Linked DNA regions of Homo sapiens: regions 1, 3 and 4 are each linked to region 2. Evidence: chromatin loops called from intact Hi-C (ENCODE). Cell type or tissue: IMR-90. All regions are shown on one strand.

Region 1 (2,500 bases), 190 kb before region 2:
ACAAAGCAAGACTCCATCTCAAAAAAAAAAAAGTGGTTGCAGGTGCACTTTCAAATATCATCAGTTTGCAGTAGTCCAACTGAAGAGATTAAAAGATTCCAAATAATTCCCAAATAAATAAAAAATAGCCACAGTGCAATTATTTCTTATGGTGTCTAGAAAAGCATTCAGTGTTGCCTGTTCACTTGTCACCGCCTGTTAAAATGTCTACTCAGGCCAGGCATGTTGGCTCAGGCCTGTAATCCCAGCACTTTGGGAGGCCGAGATGGGCGAATCACGAGGTCAGGAGCTGGAGACCAGCCCAGCCAAAATAGTGAAACCCTGTCTCTACTAAAAATACAAAAATTAGCCAGGTGTGGTGGCAGGCGCCTGTAATCCCAGCTACTAGGGAGGCTGAGGCAGGAGAATTGCTTGAACCCAGGAGGCGGAGGTTGCGGTAAGCCCAGATCATGCCACTGGATTCCAGCCTGGGTGACAGAGCAAGACTCCATCTCAAAAAAAAAAAAAAGAAAAGAAAAAAAAGAAAAAAAAGAAAAAAAATTGTCTACTCAGATCTGCTCATTTCTCTGACCAGGAAGGCAATGTTTGGTACACTCCAGTGTACATGCAGTCTCTCATTGCCAGTACTTGACAATATAGTTACTAGTCCTCTTCCCTCTTGCTCAGTGCCAGCTTATCCTCAGTACTATTTTACATGAGTCTCTCAGTTCATCACTTCACTCCACAGCATTTATAGGATGGGTGAGAATAGAGATAAACTTCTCCCACTTACCATCACTTGATGAACATCTGTGAAGAGATCCAATATGCCACAGGACGTTAACTCGAAAACATTGTACCCAACAAGCTCTTTTGCAACAAATTTATTGAATGGGCCAAAGAGTTTAAGTAGGATTTTTTTTTAATTTTGTTCATATCTGTCCTCAAACCTGTTTTGTCGTATTTTCCTTCCCTTACCTCTTGGCCATATCTTAGATTCCACAGCTTTCTGATTACTTTCAGGCATTAGAATAGTCTCCTTTTCCATCTTCTTTCCAGTTTAATATACAACGAAGCATTCAGTTTTCACTCAATTTTAAGCTTCCACTTCCCAGCCTCACTCAGAACTGATTCTCAGTTTCACAGTAATTGGAAGCAAGGGCGTATCATGATATTTTACTATGTTTCCACCTTTCTCTTCCAACTTCATTCCTGACTCACTACACTGCCTCTAGCTCCCCCTAGACGTGGGTTGGGAACAGGGATGAATGTTAAATTGGAAAAATCTGTTTAAAATTAATGGCATCATTTGTATTTTCTCCTGGTTGTTGGAAATCCTCTGTCACGGAAGATGTCCAAACATTGGCTCTCTCACACAAGGGATGTTTTGGTGGGTTCTCTGGAGACGCTTTCCCACAGAAGCGTTCAACATTACATCATTTACCAGTGAGCAACATTTTTTCTGGATGCCTTCAAGTGGCTTATTCACAGTCCCCATTTCTAATGACACCCCACAGAACCTTCATTTGCTGGGTCACCTTGCCTCACTAGACATCCTCTCTAAAGGGTTCTATTTCACTTCCTTCCACAGTGCCTTCTCTTGCTCCAGTAAGTGTACCCTTGCCCTCCTACTAATGGAGTTATTTGCTCTCACTGCAGCTTTCTCTCCTTACTTGTTCTTTAGCAGTTACTCGAGGTAGCTTTCCTTGTGCACATAGGGATTCAAGCCAGGGTAAACAGATCAGCATCACCCAAGCTCATTTCCACAGCTCAGCCAACAACCACCAGGGGCAATATGGCAGTTTCCCTTCATCATAAGAAGACATCCTCCACCACTTAGCTGAGTTAGAATAAAACAGTCTCCTCTTGAGTAAGCCAACAATCCTTTTCAAAGCATCTTCCTCCTATTTCTCCAAATTTATTATCTCATGTCACATTGGCTAAAGTTTATAAGATCATTTTTATTTCCACTCTTTAGCAAGTCCTTTGGAAATGTCTCTGGTCTTCAGAACAAGAGAGCACTTAAAATATAGTGTTCCCAGCTTTGAAGCCTCTGCTGACATCCTGGGACAGGAGGGTCATATTTAACATTAATACTCCAGAATTAAGGAAAAATAAACATAATTTTGTGGGTTCCGTTTCCCTAGTAATTAGTTTAGACTTTATTAGGAATATACCTATAGCAATTAGATATATATCAATAGCTTCAGAAGCCAAGGTAAGATATTTTCCAGGTAATAGGAGAAACAGAGGAGAAAACTTTCAAAACAAATCTGGATCCTTAGTGGCTCAATTATGTTGGATAGTTTCCTGAGCATTATTTCTCTATCCTTTCAATGCATGTGGTGGTTTTAAAATATATCTGCAAACTCCTTTATATCATACTCCTCACTTCAAGAAGTTGAGTTGAATTCCCCTCTTCTGAAATGTGGGCTGGATTTATAACAATAAACTTCAAACCAATAGATTATGGCAGAATTGATGGAATATGATGAGGCATAAAAGTCATTGAGGGTTCTTG
Region 2 (2,500 bases):
TTGAATTTTTATTAGTCTTAAAATATATTTCAAGGTAGTTTGTAGGCAAATATTCTCTTAATTCCTTGAAATCCTTCTTTTAGAAGAAGGATTTTACAGCCGGGAGCAGTGGTTCAAACCTATAACCCCAGCAATTTGGGAGGCCAAGGTGGGAGGATCACTTGAGTCCAGGAGTTCAAGACCGGCCTGGGCAACATAGGGATACCCTGTCTCTACAAATAAGTTAAAAATTAACTGCCTGTGCTCATTGTGTGTGCCTGTGGTCCCAGCTACTCAGGAGGCAGAAGCAGAAGGATCACCTGAGGCCAGGATGTCAAGGCTGTAGTGAGGTGATATTGTGGCACTGCACTCCCACCTGGGTGACAGAGCTAGAAACCAAGATACATATTACAATAAATATTGTGTCCTGGTTTAATTTGGTAATTTTTTTTTATCTTACTGATTCATAAAATAATGGTGTATCTTAGAATGATGGCATCTTAGATGCCATCTCACAAAAAAAATAAAAAAATATGTATATATGCACACACACACACACACACACACACACACACACACATTCAGGTTATTTTATATTTTAAAGAAAAACATGTAAATTTTCCAAATAAGAAAATTGAGAGAAGGCAAAATCAATTCACCAATTATAGTTGGTGCTTTGTCACATAAATAGAAATAATACTGAAGACAAAGCTATTTGAAGATCCTGAAATGTGGATATTCATCCAATCCCACGCAAGATAATTGCCACAAATTTTGTCCTGTATAAACTGAAACTGTGACTATAACATATAGAAGGCTTATACAGTTTCTAGCTATTGAAAACAGAAATGTAGCTAACTAGCTTCCCTTATTTAATATCAGTGATTTTGTAAGGGAATGGTTCTCTTTACAAATAATGATAAACATGCATCTTGCTAAAATTATACAGAGAAACAGAGACCTCCAGTGGCTGAATAACTTCACATAGCGAGAATGTGAACAGCATAAAACAGATGGGAAAGACATAATGGATTATTCACCCAAAAGGTTCTTCAGTCTAGTCTTTCTTTCATGGCATGTACTCTAGTACTTCCTTAATTCTGGTCTAAGTGTCTGAGGACAACTGTGTTCTCACCGTTATGTCAGGAAAATCATATCCCTATCTAAGAGAAGTTGTTACTAGACAGTTTACCTGGTATTTATTTAAAATTATTTTTAATTAGGTTATATAAATTAATTTAAATTATATCTTCCAATTATTTTCTGTGATGTTTTTTCTATTAATATAGTTTCACTGCTTACAAGCAGCGATACTTAAATTTTTTAAATCCTCAATTGATCTTTGTGAGATAAAGAGCACAGACTACATATATGTAAGAAGAAAGTTATATACATAAATATAACATTTTAATAATTCAAATTAATGAGGTGAATGAAAGAAAACATGACAGTTACAAAATATATTTCTAAAACTAACATAATTCATATTATGTGATTCCACTTAATTCTCATATGTTTCCAAAGCTCAATATATGCTTTAATGAAAGCAAAAGTATAAAAATTGCTTGAATCTAAGCAAAAAGGGTTTTATTAAAGGTCTGAGGATCTTTAAAAACTATAGGTTCTCTGTAGCATGTTAAATATTTCTCCCAAAGGGGAGAAAAAACCATGTAAGTTCATTTTCCTTTGTTCTGTCTCTAATATTAGAGAACCACATAGTTTCATTCATTCAAAGAACAAATAGTTGCTAGATATTGAGGATATAAAGATGACTTGATTAACCTTTTAAATATTCAGTTTTCACTAAACACTAAGGTACAAATTAAGCTTCTATGACTGCTCAATAAAATTGAACAGTATTTATGAAAAGCTTACTAAGACAGCCCAGTTCTAGCTTAGAGGTTATTTCTGTATTTTTAAAATAAGGTTGGATAGAATAATAAAATAATGCCTTCCAAAACAGACTTCTTTCCCAAATATTCACACACATCTCCTTTCCCAAATCTCCATGTTTTGGAGGTTTTCTCTCTAAATACAACTCTGAGGCCAAATGCATACAAGACACAGTAAAGAGAAGTTTGGTTAATATAAGACATTATTACATACATACGGGTTTTTATACTTAAGATCAGGACACCTGAGGTCATAGCTACTATAAATAGGAGCCATGTCTTTGAACTCACAGTACCAGACATTGTATAGTCACTCTTATGTGCTGTCAATGAGTGACTGGGATAAAGTTATAGCATCAATCTTCATCTTTCCTGAACAATCAAGTGGGTAAGTCTGCTATGCCATCTTCAAAGCAATAAAGAAGTGTAATTGTATCAAGTGAAAATTCACATTGTGTAAACCTGAATTGCAGGTGGTATCAGATACATTGGCTGCTTGGTACAGATGAATGCTATCAAAGCATTAGAACAGCTCATTTTTTATTCAGCTATGCTAAGGAGGAGAGAGATTACAGACTTTTAAATCCCCTCTACTTGAGCAATGATTACCAAAACTAGATTACTCTATA
Region 3 (2,500 bases), 490 kb before region 2:
TGACTCAAATTTAGGTATATTTATTACTTGGGTAGAAATTGAAAGAACTTGTAACATTTGCATTCTTTTGTATATAATTAAATACCACATGTATATATAATTTTAAATTTTTGCTAGCTTTTCACACAATTAACTTATTTGATCCTCTTAACAAATTCATAAGGTAGATGGGGTATATTTATTTTTAATACTATTTTGGAGACAAGTAAACTGGCATTAGAGGGGCTATATGGCTTTGGATTATGGTCTCATAAGTCATGCTCACTGGCACCATTCATTCCTTCATTCAAAAAATAGTCATCCCACTATGTTCCCATCACCCTTCTAAACAATGGGAATATGGTGATGAGCAAGATAAAAAATGTTTCTAAACTGATGTGCTTTAACCTCTGTTTCATCTGATAATAGAGATACCAAAGCTAAATAATTGTTTGAGCCTTGGATATGTTATTAGTACAGCGACCATAGAACTTATTGTCCAAACCAGGATACTTAATTATGAAATGAGGAGCTCTTTAAAAATATGCTGGTTCAAGAGGCATAAACTAGGGACTCTCTTGCAAACCAATCAGACTAATGGTCACCCTATTTATGGAGGCAGTCCCTTGATAAGCAAACCACTAGAGAACACCATCCTACTTATTTTTTAAAAGTTTCAGTCTATGGAATCAACCTAAATACCAAAGACTGGATAAAGGAAATGTGGTACATATATACCATGGAATACTGCACAGCCATAAGAAAGAATGAGATCATGTTCTTTGCAGTAACATCATTGGATCTGGAGGCATTATCCTAAGCAAGCTAATGCAGGAACAGAAAACCAAATATTGCATGTTCTCACTTATAAGTGGGAGCTAAACAATAAGTACACATGTACACAAAGGAGGGAACGATAGACACTGGGCCTACTTGAGGGTGGAAGTTGAGAGGAGGGTGAGGATTGAAAAGCTACCTATCAGGTAGTATACTCATTACATGGTTGATGAAACAATCTGTATGCCAAACCCCCACAACATGCCATTTACCTATATAAAAAACCTGCACATGTACCCCTGAACCTAGAACAAAAGCTAACAATAAAAATTAATAAAAGTTACAGTCTAATAAGAATTTCAAAATCTGACCTTCATTATTTTAGGGACTTCTGAATACACTGCTTTCCTCTATCAATTAAACAGGAAACTGCAGACTGAAGCAATAGGATGTTTTTGGGTGTAAGAAATAGAAAACTCAACTCAAAACTTGCTTATTCAGTTAATAGAATGTAATATCCTAAAATGTCTACAGGTAAAGCTGGCTCAGGTAGAGGCTTTATCTAATGGCCCAGCATCGACACGAAGGACCTGGTTTTGGTCTATCTCCTCGTTTGTTTTGATATAGGCTTCATCACAGGCAGTTACGCCTCAAGACCACCAGATGGCTTCCATAATCTCTCAGTTCTACAAATTCCTATAGTCCCATCAAGTAGGACAGTGTCATTGTCTTAGCAGAAAAAGTTGTTATAAATGTTCATCATTTATAGCGGCTAAGTTTATTTGACTATTTTGAACCATTCTCTGCATCTGGAGGATGAAGTGTGCTGATTGGCTTATCCTAATGTGATGTTTAATACTGAGTGTCAACTTGATTGGATTGAAGGTTGCAAAGTATTGATCCTGGGTATGTCTGTGAAGGTATTGCCAAAGGAGATTAACAGTTGACTCACTTAGATTTACTACCATATTTGGTAATGCAACTTCTTCTGCATGTGTGTGTGTGTGTGTGTGTGTATATATGTGTGTGTGTGTGTGTGTGTATATATATATATAGTTTGTGTGTATATGTATAATATATGACTGCACAAAGAACAAGCCAGTTTCTAAAACATCTTCTACAGCTTCTACTATTGTAACATTTATAAGGAAAAAGCTGTTTTTTGTTGTTATGAATATGTATTTGAAGCCCTCTAAAGGACAGTCACTGGCAAACAAGGAATCAGACAAATATTGAAAAACTTGTGGGTACAACTCAGTCAAAGAGTCGATTCTCCTAATAATTATCCAATTTTTTATAACCAAAATGTGGTTCTAAACTTTCTCAGAGACCCTCTTCTATGAGAGCCAATAATATAGCTAACTGTTAACAACCCCACAATACCAGGTTTACCCTTTAAATACAAGATGGAGTGCATAAACGGATGAAATGCCATGTACCCTAGACAACATGATCCATTTCCCTGGATCAGCAGCCCTCAAAATGCCTTGTCATTAATCCACTTGCAAGGCTCCCCAAACATGACAACAATTCTGGAAACCCCAAACCCCAGTCGACTTGGATAGGATAGCTAGGTCAACCTCTGCATCCATTTTTTATTTTCTCCCTACCATCATAAGTCCACAAAAAATGTCTGGACCTCTTTATGGTACAAGCCTAGAACCATTTCCAAGCTACCCAGAATGGCATTCCGCATGGTAACCGGAGTAGGGTGAAAGAGATGGCAGAGAAATTATTCACGCCT
Region 4 (2,500 bases), 320 kb before region 2:
TGCCCAATAAAATTTTGTAATAGAAACAATATTTTCAAATGTCCTCAATAAAATAGTTATTTTATTGGTTGAGGAATCTTGATATTTTAAGGAAACATCACAACCAAATTCAAACTTATTATTAATCTCAATGACAAAAATTTGAACCTCAATAAAAGCATTCATTTTAAAGGAAAGTACAAGAGGTTGTTAACAGTTGTGATCAAACCATTCTTAACAGTGGTCCCTCTGATACACTAGCTCAGCTGGCAAGAGTAGAGCCGACCAGCCTGACATTTAAGCTCACCACATGTGGGATAGTTAGTTCCAGTTTGCTTCATGACCACAAATTACATACCTAACTCTTGTCTACCAATTAAAGTGTATGACTTTGGTTGTGAGAATGGCCAAATAAAAGAATGTGGCTGTCTTGTGACAACATCTCTACTGGGAAAAACCACCTCAAACTCTCTGCCTTGTTGATGATGAATCAATAGTGCCATTGATACATAAATAAAGACAGCATTTTAATGCATTATACTAAAGGAGTCTCCAATTGTTTGATGTTAATTTTATAAAGAAAAGAGATGAACACATTTTTGAGAATGCATGAAAATATACATACTAAAATTTAATTTTACTGCTTTCCTAATACATCTCCTTCTTATTTCCAGTGACGATTTCAGATTGATTTCTGTCTATGAGACTAAACAGAGAAATAGAACGGTCCTGTGCATTTGCAAGATGCTGTCTCTTGAGAGTAGTCCCTCAGGATCATTTTTGAGAATATGTTGTATCAGCAAAGCAGAAGTGATCTGCACTCAAAGATTTTATATAATAACTATCAAAACCTTAGATAATGCAGAAACAATGGCAAGATATACTTTCTATCTATATAACTAGATAACATCCCTCCATATTTTAATCTCCTCTGGCACACTAAAAGAAAAAGAGAAAGGTAACAAGGATGGAATTGGAAAGAGAAAGGTAGCAAGGTAACAAAGATGGAATATATCATCTAATCATCTCTTGGTGATTTTTAATTTAATTATTCTTTAATTTATCTACCTCTGAAAAATCCCTGTATTTCAATCACTACTATTGCCACGAGGATGTCATATGTTAGCTTCTGGTAATTATGAGTCTTGCCTATCTGGTGGCACTTAGGATATTCTTTCCTGGAATATTAAGCTTACCCCACTTCATGCTTTCTGCTTGTCTCTATTACATAAACTTTTTAAAATACCATAGTTTGTAGACTTACTATAGATTTTTAAAAGCATGACCAATAACCACAAGCTGGCTACATGTTTTTTGTTTGTGTCCAAATAAACTTCTGTGTAAATATGCATATAAATACTGCATTTAATATCAAGGACAGGTATGAGAAAGAATATTGTACGCAAAGAAAGACTACTAGTCCAGTATTCTAAAAGATCCTTACTCAGAAAGGACCTGGATGAGATGATTCAGTGTTAACAGTCATGCCTGTAATACTAAGGCCTGAATTTCATGACAGCATCATGGACTTTGACTGCTCTCTACTGGATAGAAAATATATGAGGTCTTCTCAAATGGATAAGCATTTCTGAAGAGATTGTTTTTATCTTCTTTCTCTTCTCATATTAAGGTAGGTAAAGATTCCATTTCCTTGCTGTACTTCTTTATATGTAAGCTAACTGTATTATTATGTTATTTTCCACATTCCAAATTTCTGAATATTTTAAGATGATACATATACAATGATATATTTATCATAGCTTTACTTTTAAATGTGCTTTCTCCCAAATTTATTCCCAAGTCACTTCCAGCAAATGACATTTATATTATAATTTCTTTCAACATATATAGCAATCAGTGTTCAACCAACAATGCTCCTATGTTGTTATTATTGAAAAGAAGCCCTCCATCACACACACAGACACACACACACACACACATTCATGAGATACTAACAATGCTTTGATGATCATTTTTGGTTTTAAAACTAACAAAACAATCACAATTTATTTTTGATACTAAAAAGCTAGAGATTAGAGTTTCATAAATGAAATATGAGGCCTATGGGACACTGCCATAATAAGAAGAGGAAAGGTCACGTTGCCTTCCTGATGGAGGCAACTGTTCATTCCAAGCACTGATGTCATAGCTGCACTCCTGTAGGGAGATACTGAGTAGGAAACAGTTTTATTCCTTCATCAGTGTTCTCTGTGCTATTATATGAATAAAAAGTAAAGGCAACTCTGATAGAAAGAAATTTGGTTATGTAAAAAACATAATGAAAACATAATGCAAAATGAAAATTAATACTTAGAGCTTTTCTGAAAATAACACCTAAAATAAGCCTTTTCCAGACATTTCCAAGATATACTTTCTAACTCCTTCTAATATTCAGGATTAAAAAAATCTGTAAAATATTATCTGAATTAAAAGAAGAGTCTTCAAACTGAGATATATGTATTTCTGGGGTACCTGAGGCTTTCTAAGGAATTCCCATGAAAGGATGATATTAAGGAAGTTT

The links. A loop is a pair of places that touch in the nucleus more often than their neighbours do. Peaks named below come from ENCODE experiments on the same cell type or tissue, not always from the same donor. Only the 100,000 strongest peaks of a DNase experiment are listed, where the experiment ranks them.
Region 1: a loop joins it to region 2, with 3 times the contacts of the local background. A loop is called at or near these places in 2 of 110 quality-filtered maps.
Region 3: a loop joins it to region 2, with 3 times the contacts of the local background. A loop is called at or near these places in 12 of 110 quality-filtered maps.
Region 4: it touches region 2 in a loop (12-fold over the local background); 6 of 110 quality-filtered maps call a loop at or near these places.

Annotation. Positions count from the first base shown.
Region 1 is chr6:74,279,192-74,281,691 of GRCh38, reverse strand. All of the region lies in intron 1 of LOC101928516 (a long non-coding RNA gene), which reads right to left. Among named protein-coding and RNA genes, the nearest start is that of CD109, 580 kb to the right of the region's middle. In IMR-90, a CTCF peak has its summit at 1,212; no DNase peak of the experiment used is centred here.
Region 2 is chr6:74,086,545-74,089,044 of GRCh38, reverse strand. All of the region lies in intron 1 of LOC101928516 (a long non-coding RNA gene), which reads right to left. Among named protein-coding and RNA genes, the nearest start is that of CD109, 390 kb to the right of the region's middle. In IMR-90, a CTCF peak has its summit at 946; a DNase peak (open chromatin) is centred at 954; H3K27ac peaks cover 271 bases.
Region 3 is chr6:74,573,933-74,576,432 of GRCh38, reverse strand. All of the region lies in intron 2 of LOC101928516 (a long non-coding RNA gene), which reads right to left. Among named protein-coding and RNA genes, the nearest start is that of SNORD156, 550 kb to the left of the region's middle. In IMR-90, a CTCF peak has its summit at 1,427 (motif pointing right); no DNase peak of the experiment used is centred here.
Region 4 is chr6:74,408,658-74,411,157 of GRCh38, reverse strand. All of the region lies in intron 2 of LOC101928516 (a long non-coding RNA gene), which reads right to left. Among named protein-coding and RNA genes, the nearest start is that of CD109, 710 kb to the right of the region's middle. In IMR-90, a CTCF peak has its summit at 1,517 (motif pointing left); a DNase peak (open chromatin) is centred at 1,487.